2 separate regions of the Homo sapiens genome follow, and region 1 is linked to region 2. A link is an interaction called in ENCODE POLR2A ChIA-PET data of the cell type or tissue named here. Cell type or tissue: Panc1. All regions are shown on one strand. Each heading gives the region's core, and the rest is flanking DNA. Links, peaks and the distances in the headings are about the cores only.

Region 1 (5,384 bases), core at 158-5,157, 190 kb after region 2:
CTTAATCTCTCCAGAGCTGCCGTGGATCTTGAACACTATTTCTCCCAGAACTACCATGACATTTTCAGTTCCCTTGTAGTCTTGTGTTTCTTTGTAATAAAGCCCCGTGTCTCTTTGTAATAAAGCCCCATGATTTCAGGTTACTTGAGTGATTCTGTTCCTTGCATCACAGAGCCTAGCAAAAAAAAAAGTAAGGCTAGTAATGCAGAAATGGGAATCAGCCTGATGAGTTCTAATGGAAGAAGAAAAAGACCGAAGAGAGTTGATCTCTGTTCTGATGTTTATTTCGGAAGTACTAAAATCCCCATACTTTGTCACCATGTCAGTGTCAAGGCTGTTTCTGTAATTGTTCGCTTTTCTATTCATATATGTTATCAGACACTTGGGATAGAAAAATCATCTCAGTATGATTTGCAGATGTATCTGCTTACATATTAAAATAATCTATTCACCTTCTCCGGGGGTTAAAATGATTGTTTCAAAGTTTGGTTTACTTTTTAACCTGTGTTCATTTAGACATATCACTAGTTTTTCTCTCCTCAAACCACTTTACGCCTAACCAGCTCCAGGGTACGGAAACTGTCAAAAGCCTATGTCTATAAGACTAAGATCCAGCACTTTCCACTTCTAGTAACTACTCAAGGAAAACTCTCATGTATTTGAAAAGACATGTATAAAATACATTGTTATAACAATAGGAACTGGAAATCTTAATCAGTGTTCCCTTAATTTACTTGACATTCTTTGGGAGATATCAGAATTACAAAGTAGTATTCACCTTCATCTTTTGCCCCTTATTTTTTCTTTCCTCCAGCTTTTGGATTCATTGGGTGCTCATCCAAAAAATTAAAACTGTTAGTAAATCCCTCAATGTACTTAGTACCACCTCTTTCAAAGACAGGCTTTTGGACCTACCTCGGCCTAGAGAAGGAACAAAGTGCAGTGTATTTTGAGACTACAGACAGCCCCACAACTTCCCAGGAACTTCAGATAAATTATTCAAAGTCTGAGGGGGATTGGCAAACAGGAGAGATAAAAGGTCCACATAGAAAGTGTGGGAATGGGAAGAGAGAAAGCAGGGGCAGAGACTGAAGGTCAGGGGTTCCAGAAGAGACTATTTTCACAGGCTTTAGGTGTTGATCTGAGGAAGTTAGGGCAGGGGCCGGTAGGAAAGAAAGTAACAATTAACCACATATACAACGGGAGCTAACTGATCATTCAACAGGCTCCTTCTGCTTAGCTCTTATAAAAGCAGTTACATGCATCACATGTATTAGCCAACCATCGCCCTACACTGCTGGGCATTCACTGCCTGGAGAGAGCCTACCTACTAAGGATAATAGTGTTTTCACTTGCCTTTCAACTGCATGTTATGTCAGGAAATAGCACATTCATTATGTGTTTAAAAACTAATCCAAAGAATTATGTATTTGGAAAAATATCTAAAGAAGTAAGTGGGCTAAGTAAATGATATTTCATTTGTTTCTTAATGTCCTGCCCTTTAAAAAAAACACTCAAATGGAATACCCTTAGAATGTCTTACGTATGATGCAAAGCAGCTGTGTATATTGGTCCACAAATGACTTAGAACTTTGTCCTTCAACAAAAAATCTGCAGGGTAAAGGAAGGCCCTACAAGAAACTTCCTGCCATGACTTGACTTAGGCCTGGCTTGTTTGGCGGTACCCCATAAACCAACTGCCCTGAATTGAAACTGTCAAAAGAAAATAAAATGGGCTAAATTTATTATCACCTGTATCCACAAACATACACACATAGAGGTCCATTGTTAACTAAGGCCCAAACCAAAATGCAGCAGCCTAGTCAGACATCCCCCTGGGAAATACCGTTTAGTGATGTGAGAGTTTTTTTTTTTCTTCTTTTTAACATAGAGAAGGAAAACAACACATGCAGGAAACCATAAAACCCTTCAAGTTAACTGTAGCCAACGGTCAATCTCATTAGGATATAATGGGTAGACGATAGCCCTCTCTATAAAGGCTGAGTGTGCTCTGAATAATTTCCAATTTTCTCACTTGCTGGAAGCTCTGCCTTTTAAACAACAAAGCAGAAGTTCCAGGCACTATATTTATATTATTTCTGTTCTCTGCCTTGGATACTTCTACCAAAAATCAGTCCCTGGGTTCATCTTTTAGCACACATTTGTTTAACTGGAATACACACACACACACACACACACACACACACATTAACTTGGCTAATTACTTAAACTTACACTTTTTTTTTTTTTTTTGAGATGGATTTTCACTCTTGTTGCCCAGGCTGGAGTGCAATAGCACAGTCTTGGCTCACTGCAACTTCTGTCTCCCAGGTTCAAGCGATTCTCCTGCCTTAGCCTCCTGGGTAGCTGGGATTAAAGGCATGTGCCACTACACTCAGCTAATTTTTTTGTATTTTTAATGGAGACGGGATTTCACCATGTTGGTCAGGCTGGTCTCAAACTCCTGACCTCAGGTGATCCCCCTGCCTCGCCTCCCTAGGGGCTGGGATTACAGGCACCAGCGACGGGCGCCCGGCCCAAACTTAAACTTTTAACAAGGATGGTGGAAGGGCATCCTTGAGAAAATGGATAGGAGTCAGAGGGCTGAGGGAAGTGCAGGGACTGCCAATTTTTGCCAAGGGACCAAGCCTTGGGTAGAAATGGAGAAGACATCTATTTAGAGAAATAAGTTCTAGGCTGATTCTAGGGCTCAGGAGATAGAGTTCCAATACCCTTTCTGGCACTTCTGATCTTGTGACCTCAGATCAGCCATTGGGCCATTCTCAACTCAATTTCTCCATGTTAAAACAATGAGGGCGTCATAATCCCTCGCCTGCATACTTATTGTGAGAATATGCTAAAATACAGTGAGGGTACTGATTTCCAAACTTCAGTGAGCACTGGAAATCTATGGGGGGCTCATTAAGGCCCCATCCCCACAGTCTGACGGTGGCTGGCGATCTGTATAATCGCTACCCTTAACAAGAATCTCCAGGTAATTCTGATGCTGGGGATTCGTGTAGCAGACTGAGAAACATTGATTCAGGAGATTTATTTTTAGAAATTTTTTTTTCCAGATTTGTAATTTAATGGCTGTGCAGGTCCCAGTCCCTCATTTCTGCCGCTCACGGGCCCACTGCTCTGGGATTAGGGTTTTCTGTTCAAAGGCATGGATACGCAGGAGCGCTTCTGCTAGGCACGCGTTCACCAGGCGGTGTCTCTGAAGCAGCGGCTTCCCCTCGAACTTGGCCGACACCGCCAGAAGCTACAGGCGCAATGGTTGAGGGTCGTGTTGTCCTCCACCGCCACATGCTCCGCCGCCAGGTCCCGCTGCAGCTTCTCCCTGAGGTATTCGGCCCTGAGTTCCATGGTGGTAGTCCAGCTGGGGCGACAGCCCAGTGGGGACAGAACCCCAGCTCGGACCCCGGCCACGCTGCTTTGCTCCCCATTTTTAGAATTTAAAGCATCTTCTGTGTTGCTGGCACTGTGTTAGGCTTTACACACATTAGCTTTTTAGAACCACCCATGAGGTCAGGTTCTAGCATTCACCGAGCCCATGGGGTAGGCCAGGCATTACGACATGTCACACACGTGCCGCTGCACTCTATTCCCAACACAGCTGTCTACATTAGATAGCTCTCTTTCTATATGACGATTTAAAACACGGAAACTTAAAAAGGCTGAGAAATCTGTCCAAGGTCCTCCAGCTTGTTGGTCTCAGAGGCAGCATTCTAATCCAGGTTTTCATGCAATCCGGCGCTGGCGCTTACCACAAGCAGCATAAAATGCAAATGCCTGTTGGAAGCTCTTAGGAACCCATGGAAACCATGTAAAGTCAAGAAATAAGAATTTAGCATTTATTATGTGAAAAGAAGCAGGGAAAGCAAACTGGGGAATGCAAGAAGTATTCAATGCCTAGTTTCTGTCCTTCAAGAATTCCAGTCTATCAGGAAAGAGCAGTTTGGTTATACTGCAATTTGGAAGAACTGGAAAGTTGGGCTTAAAACCCTTTTGTGCAGGGCCTTGAAGAGCAGCATGTGAATTCTGCACTTTATCCTGGGCACAGGGGAATGGTGGTAGACACTTGGCAGAGCCTGAAACACCATGCGGATGTCTGGAGATGCTTTCTTCCCACCCCTCCACTTTAGCTTTCAAATGATAGTGAAAATTGAGAAATGCGTATGGAGATATCATTTTTCAGGAAGAATCAGAGGGGTAGGAGTAAACCCTAGTGAATATGGGTTAGAGAGGTATTTTGTAGGCCTTAATAGGAGGGGTGCCAGGAGGAGGCACAAAACAAAAACCACCAGAAAGAGAAATAAAGCATACCAACCTTACACTCTGAGAAATCCAAATGGGTAGATGGGTTTGTATTTTTTTGTTTGTTTTTGAGACAGAATCTCACTCTGTCACCCAGGCTAGAGTGCACTGATGCGATTTTGGCTCACTGCAACCTCAGCCTCCCGGCTTCAAGAGATTCTCCTACCTAAGCCTCCCGAGTAGCTGGGATTACAGGCGTGCACCACTACGCTCAACTAATTTTTGTAGTTTTAGTAGAGAGGAGGTTTCGCTATATTGGCCAGGCTGGTTTCAAACTCCTGACCTCAAGTGATCCGCCCGCCTTGGCCTCCCAAAGTGCTGGGATTACAGGCGTGAGCCACCGCGCCCGGCCAGATGGGTTTGTATTCTTAAAAAAAAAAAATTTTTTTTTAAACATTTCTCTCTTTTCAAATACTTCCTTGGGATCCCTGAATTTGTTTTAAATTCATGATTAAGCATTCTGACCCATAGTATTCCCCAGACCATGTCTTCTAATTTGTGTGTACCCTACAAACACAGGAAACCCTTGGTAAATGTTGATGTCCATTTAACCCTTTGCTTTCTTGCTTTCCTCAGAATCCCTTAGCTCCCCTAGTACCCTCAAAAGCAGGGTAAACACAAACCCTAAAAGCCTTCCCAGGAGCTGGGCCCACCCTCTCAGCTTACATGCTTTTTATTTTTTTTCTTGGCACTTAAAGGAATTCAACTAGGAATTGACAAAACTTGCTTAAGCAAGTATCACTGATTCACATTTGTGATGGAACACAGGGCCAGAAGCAATTGCTGGATATTCTTAAAAGAAAATCTGAAACTTACTCTTTTCTATTGATCCAAATTATCTGTAAGAAAAAAATCACACTAAACTGTTTGGTTTCGCAGGTTTAGGATGCCTTGTACCACCTAACAAGTAAGTATCCCTTACGAATGAAAACAGACTCAGAGAAAAAGACATTGTACAAAAATGCTTCTTACTTTACCACCTGACAGGAAGGACACACACATTTCAGCTTTTATTTTTAAACCAATGTTATCAAAATTCTTAAAGGAAATATTTAAAACATCTG
Region 2 (5,384 bases), core at 275-5,274:
ATTTCCTAGTGGTTTTTTTTTTGTTTTGTTTTTGTTTATTTTTTTGTTTTGAGATGGAGTCTCGCTCTGTCACCCAAGGTGGAGTGCAGTGGCATGATCTCGGCTCACTGCAACCTCTGCCTCCTGGGTTCAAGCAATTCTCCTACCTCAGCCTCCTGAGTAGCTGAGACTACAGGCACATGCCACCACGCCCAGCTAATTTTTTGTATTTTATTAGAGACGGGGTTTCACCGTGTTGCCCAGGCTGTTCTCGAACTCCTGAACTCAGGCAATCCGCCCGCCTCGGCCTCCCAAAGTGCTAGGATTACAGGCGTGAGCCACCACACCCAGCCAATTTCCTAGTTTTGACTATGTACTAAGGTTATGTAAGGTGTTACATTGGTGGATGCTGAGTGAAGGCACATGGGAACTGTCTGGACTATACTGCAACTACCTGTGAATCTTTTTTTTTTTTTGAGACAAGAGTTTTGTTCTTGTCTCCCAGGCTGAAGTGCAATGGCATGATCTTGGTTCACTGCAACCTCGGCCTCCCAGGTTCAAGAAATTCTCCTGCCTCAGCCTCCCAAGTAGCTGGGATTACAGGTGTCAGCCACCATGCCTGGCTAATTATTTTATTTTATTTTGGTAGAGACGAGGTTTCACCACCTCGGCCAGGATGGTCTTGAACTCCTGACCTCAGGTTATCTCCCCATCTCGGCCTCCCAAAGTGCTGGGATTACAGGCATGAGCCACTGTGCCTGGCCACCTGAATCTTAAAATATAAAAATAAATTAGCTGGGCACAGTGGCGGACACCTGTAATCCCAGTTACTTGGAAGGCTGAGGCGGGAGAATCGCTTGAACCTGGGAGGCGGATGTTGCAGTGAGCCAAGATCGCGCCACTGCACTCCAGCCTGAGCAACAGAGTGAGACTCTGTCCAAAAAAAAAAAAAAAAAAAAAAATATATATATATATATATACACACACACACATATATATGTATATATATATATTTATATATGTGTGTATATATATATGTGTATATATATTATATATGTGTATGTATATATATATTTATATATGTGTGTATATATATATGTGTGTATATATATATGGCGCTTATAAGAGGAAGCCCCTTATAAACTGATATGGGAAGATTTCTAAGATGTATAGTTAAGTGAAAACCAAAAGGAAGACACTGAAGCATGCGTACAATATGCTACCTTTTGTGTAAAAGCAGGAAATACAGAAGAGATACTCATATTCCCACAGAGCATCAGTGGACAATGCAGGCTACATCAGAAACAGGACAGTGGTTACCTGCAGGGACAGGGAAGAAGGGACTTGACAGATGAGGCACAAAGACGAAAGAGAGAACATTACACTTTTTGGGTTTTGAACCATGTAATGTAATATTATTCAGGAAAACAAATCAAAAGTCAAAAAGAAAAAACTGATAGCAACATAATGATAATATCAATGTGGAAACCTGCGTGTCAGGTCCTTTGCTGAACAACTTAAATACATTATCTGGCCAGGCACAGTGGCTCAAACCTGTACTGATATAATCCCAATAATATGGGAGGCCGAAGTGGGAGGATTGCATAAGGCCAGGAGTTCTAGACCAACCCGGGCAACATAGCCAAGACACCATCTCTACAAAAAAATTTTAAAAATTAGCTGAGCATGGTGGCATATGCCTGTAGTCCTCATTACTTGGGAAGCTGAGGCAGGAGGATTGTGTCAGCCTGGGAGTTTGAGGCTGCAGTGAGCTGTGATCGCACCACTGCACTCCAGCCTGGGTGACAAGAGTGAGACCTTGCCTCAAAAAAAAAAAACAAAAGCAAAAAACAAACATAAAATTATTTCTAATCCTCAAAAGAGCAACAATTACCTCTTTTCACAGAGGGTAAAACCAAAACTCAAGAATAATTAATTTTTTAAACCTTTCCCGAAGCCCCTGCTCCTTCCATGATAATGGACTTCCCTCCTATTTAAAGTTCGCTGGCCAGACCATGCTACAACTTGGTGTCCTTTTACGTGTTTTTTTTCTCCGCCTGAAACCCCTCTCACCCCTCACCTTACTTTGCTTGGCTGGAATGCCCTTATTCAACCTGAATAAAGCTGAAATAATTAAAAAGAAAAATTTTTTTAACCTTAAAAGAAAAAGAAGAATCCCTGTTAATTATGAATGGGCATAAGTAGATATTCTTTACAAACCTTTAACACCAAATTTCTGAGTAAGGCTGATTCCTAATATTTCCAGAAAATTCTTTGCCAAATATGAATTCATAAAGAGTGATAATACCGTTCTAAAAAATATATTACATTCCTTAAAAAAGCATGGCTTTTTAAAATTTCCTTTTCTTTGAAGTGTGTTTACCTTAAAAAGTGGAATAAAGGGCACTGTGTTCAGAAGAAACCTTAGTCCTTTGATGCTAAACTTCCAAACTACTTTGTGGCCATTTAATACAGCATGGGTTCCTAGAGAGACACAGAGAACTCCTGACTTTAAAAGCTCTGTTATTTACCTTAAAAAGATTTGTCCTCTAGAGGCCAGGCACGGTGGCTCACGCCTGTAATCCCAGCACTTTGGGAGGCCTAAGCGGGCAGATCATTTGAGGTCAGGAGTTCGAGACCAGCCTGGCCAAAATGGTGAAGCCCCGTCTCTACAAAAAATACATAAAAAATTAGCCGGGTGTGATGACACACAGCTGTAATCTCAGCTACTCAGAAGGCTGAGGCAGAAGAATCACTTGAACCCAGGAGGCAAAGTTTGCAGTGGGCCAAGATCATGCCACTGCTCTCCAGCCTGGGTGACAGAGTGAGTCTCTGTCTCAAAAAAAAAAAGAAAGAAAGAAAGAAAAAGAAGGAAGGAAGGAAGGAAGGAAGGAAGGAAGGAAGGAAGGAAGGAAGGAAAGAAAGAAAGAAAGAAAGAGAATTCATCCTCTAGAGAGTGTTTTCATAAGTTTGATCAACAGTAAAATGCAGGTCAGCATGCCATGGCAGTCAAAGGTAAATGGGGGCCAGGTGCAGTGGCTCGTGCCTATAATTCCAACACTTTGGGAGGCCAAGGCAGGAGGACTGCTCGAGGTCAGGAGTTCAAGGCCAGCCTGGACAACATAGCAAGACCCCATGTCTACAAAAAAATTATTTAAAAAAAAAATTAGCTAGGTGTGGTGGCACACACCTACTCGGGAGGCTGAGGCAAGAGGATATCTTGAGCCCAGAAGTTTGAGGCTACAGTGAGCCAAGATTGCTCTGCACTCCAGCCTGGGCAACACAGCGAGACCCTGTCTCTAAGAAAAAGAAAACAAGAAAAGAAAAAGATACATGGTCTGAAGTCAGACCCCTGGGGTCAAGTTCTGGCTTTGCCAATTCCTATGTCCTTGAACAAGATAACTTCTCTGTGTCTCGTTTTCATCATTTGTAAAATGAAGTTTTGCTGATATCAAACAAACAGAGATAAGGAATAATTAAATAACTTACAACACATGTAAAGGGCTTCTGAACAGTGCCTAACATGGGCCAAGTATGAATAAACATCAGCTAGCAGTAATATATAGCTTGGTCATACGGTATATACTTGATAAATAGTGTTAACTCCAAGAAGGAGCTTGTCTGTGGTTAAGCTTAAGGAATTTGAAAGAATACAACAGATAAGACGAAACACTGAAAACACCAAGAATGTGAGGATGGGAAGCGTATCTTTAGGTGGTGTGTGCTAGCAGTGCTAATCTGCTTTCCAAGCGATAAGCCTGACCCTCTAGAGGAGAGGACTCACATCCCAAACACCAGATTGCCCTCTGCTTTGAGGATTTTGGTTAACCAGAGGATGTTAATTTTGCAAGTCATTTTATAGTTTAACTTTTCCAGATGTCTGTCATGCAGCAACTTTTCTTTTCTTTTTTTTTTTTTGAGACAGAGTCTCACTTTCTTACCCAGGCTGAGGTGCAGTGGCGTGATCTCGGCTCACTGCAAACTCCGCTTCCCGGGTTTAAGTGATTCTCCTGCCTCAGCCTCCTGAGTAGCTGGGATCACAGGTGCCCACCACCACGTCCAGCTAATTTTTGTATTTTTAGTAGAGAGGGGGTTTTACCATCTTGGCCAGGCTGGTCTTGAATTCCTGGCCTTAAGTGATCTGCCCACCTCGGCCTCCCAAAGTGCTGGGATTACAGGGATGAGCCATTGTGCCTGGCTGCAACATTTCTTTTCAATGACGATTCTAAAACACAGATCTTAAGCAGGTCATGGTATCCAGCCAGGTGCATTCTTAAAAGAGTTCTCATTGCCATGTGTTTAACTTCCCCATATGCTTCTGGAGGCCTTTATAACTCATACCTGACAAACTCATTCCAATCACTTTACATAAAAAGCTTTATTATTAATTAATGGTTATTATTAATACCATAATATTTAAAGTTGCTAAATCGGTATCTAAATCAGCATCAGGGTGTTTTACTTAATCACAAAGACAGCTGGGCGCAGTGATTCACACCTATGATCCCAGCACTTTGGGAGGCTGAGATGGGTGGATCACTTGAGGTTAGGAGTTCCAGACCAGTCTGACCAACATGGTGAAACCTCATATCTATTAAAAAAATACAAAATTAGCCAGGTGTGGTGGCACAAGCCTGTAATCCCAGCTACTTGGGAGGCTGAGGCAGGAGAATCACTTGAACCCAGGAGGCAGAGGTTGCAGTGAGCCGAGATTGTGCCATTGCACTCCAGCCTGGGCAACAAGAGCAAAACTCTGTCTCAAAAAATAATAATAATTAATCACAAAGACACTTTTCATGGGGACTTGACCAGATATTTACATACCCATGTTCATAGAGGTATTCACAATAGCCAACAGGTGGAAGTAACCCGTGTCCATCAACAGATGAATGAATAAACAAAATGTGATATATACATACAATGGAATATTATTCAGCCTTACAAAGGAAGGAAATTCTGACATATGCCAAAACATGGATGAATTTTGAAGACATTACGCTAAGTGGAAAAAATCAGTCACAAGAAGAAAAATACCGCATGATTCCACTTACATGAGGTACCTAGAGCAGTCAAATTCATAGACACAGAAAGTGGAATGGTGGTAGCCAGGGGCTGAGGGGAGGGAAGAATGAAGAGTTAGTGTTTAATGGGTACAGAGTTTCAGGTTGGGAAGATAAAAACTTTATTTTTTTTTTTATTATACTTTAAGTTCTGGGGTACGTGTGCAGAACGTGCAGGTTTGTTACACAGGTATACACGTGCCATGGTGGTTTGCTGCACCCATCAACCTGTCATCTACATTAGGTGTTTCTCCTAATGCTATCCCTCCCCTACCCCCACCCCACCGGACAGGCCCCGGAGTGTGATGTTCCCCTCTCATGTGTTCTCATTGTTCAACTCCCACT

What was found. ChIA-PET counts read pairs that join two places held together with the same protein. Peaks named below come from ENCODE experiments on the same cell type or tissue, not always from the same donor. Only the 100,000 strongest peaks of a DNase experiment are listed, where the experiment ranks them.
Region 1: POLR2A ChIA-PET joins it to region 2 with 9 read pairs; 11 of 35 experiments call an interaction of 5 or more read pairs at or near these places.

Annotation. Positions count from the first base shown.
Region 1 is chr6:21,600,113-21,605,496 of GRCh38, reverse strand. It overlaps the pseudogene BOLA2P3. Among named protein-coding and RNA genes, the nearest start is that of SOX4, 9.1 kb to the right of the region's middle. In Panc1, for the core only: no CTCF peak of the experiment used is centred there; no DNase peak of the experiment used is centred there; H3K27ac peaks cover 1,754 bases.
Region 2 is chr6:21,790,109-21,795,492 of GRCh38, reverse strand. All of the region lies in intron 3 of CASC15 (cancer susceptibility 15), which reads right to left. Among named protein-coding and RNA genes, the nearest start is that of CASC15, 130 kb to the right of the region's middle. In Panc1, for the core only: no CTCF peak of the experiment used is centred there; no DNase peak of the experiment used is centred there; H3K27ac peaks cover 2,354 bases.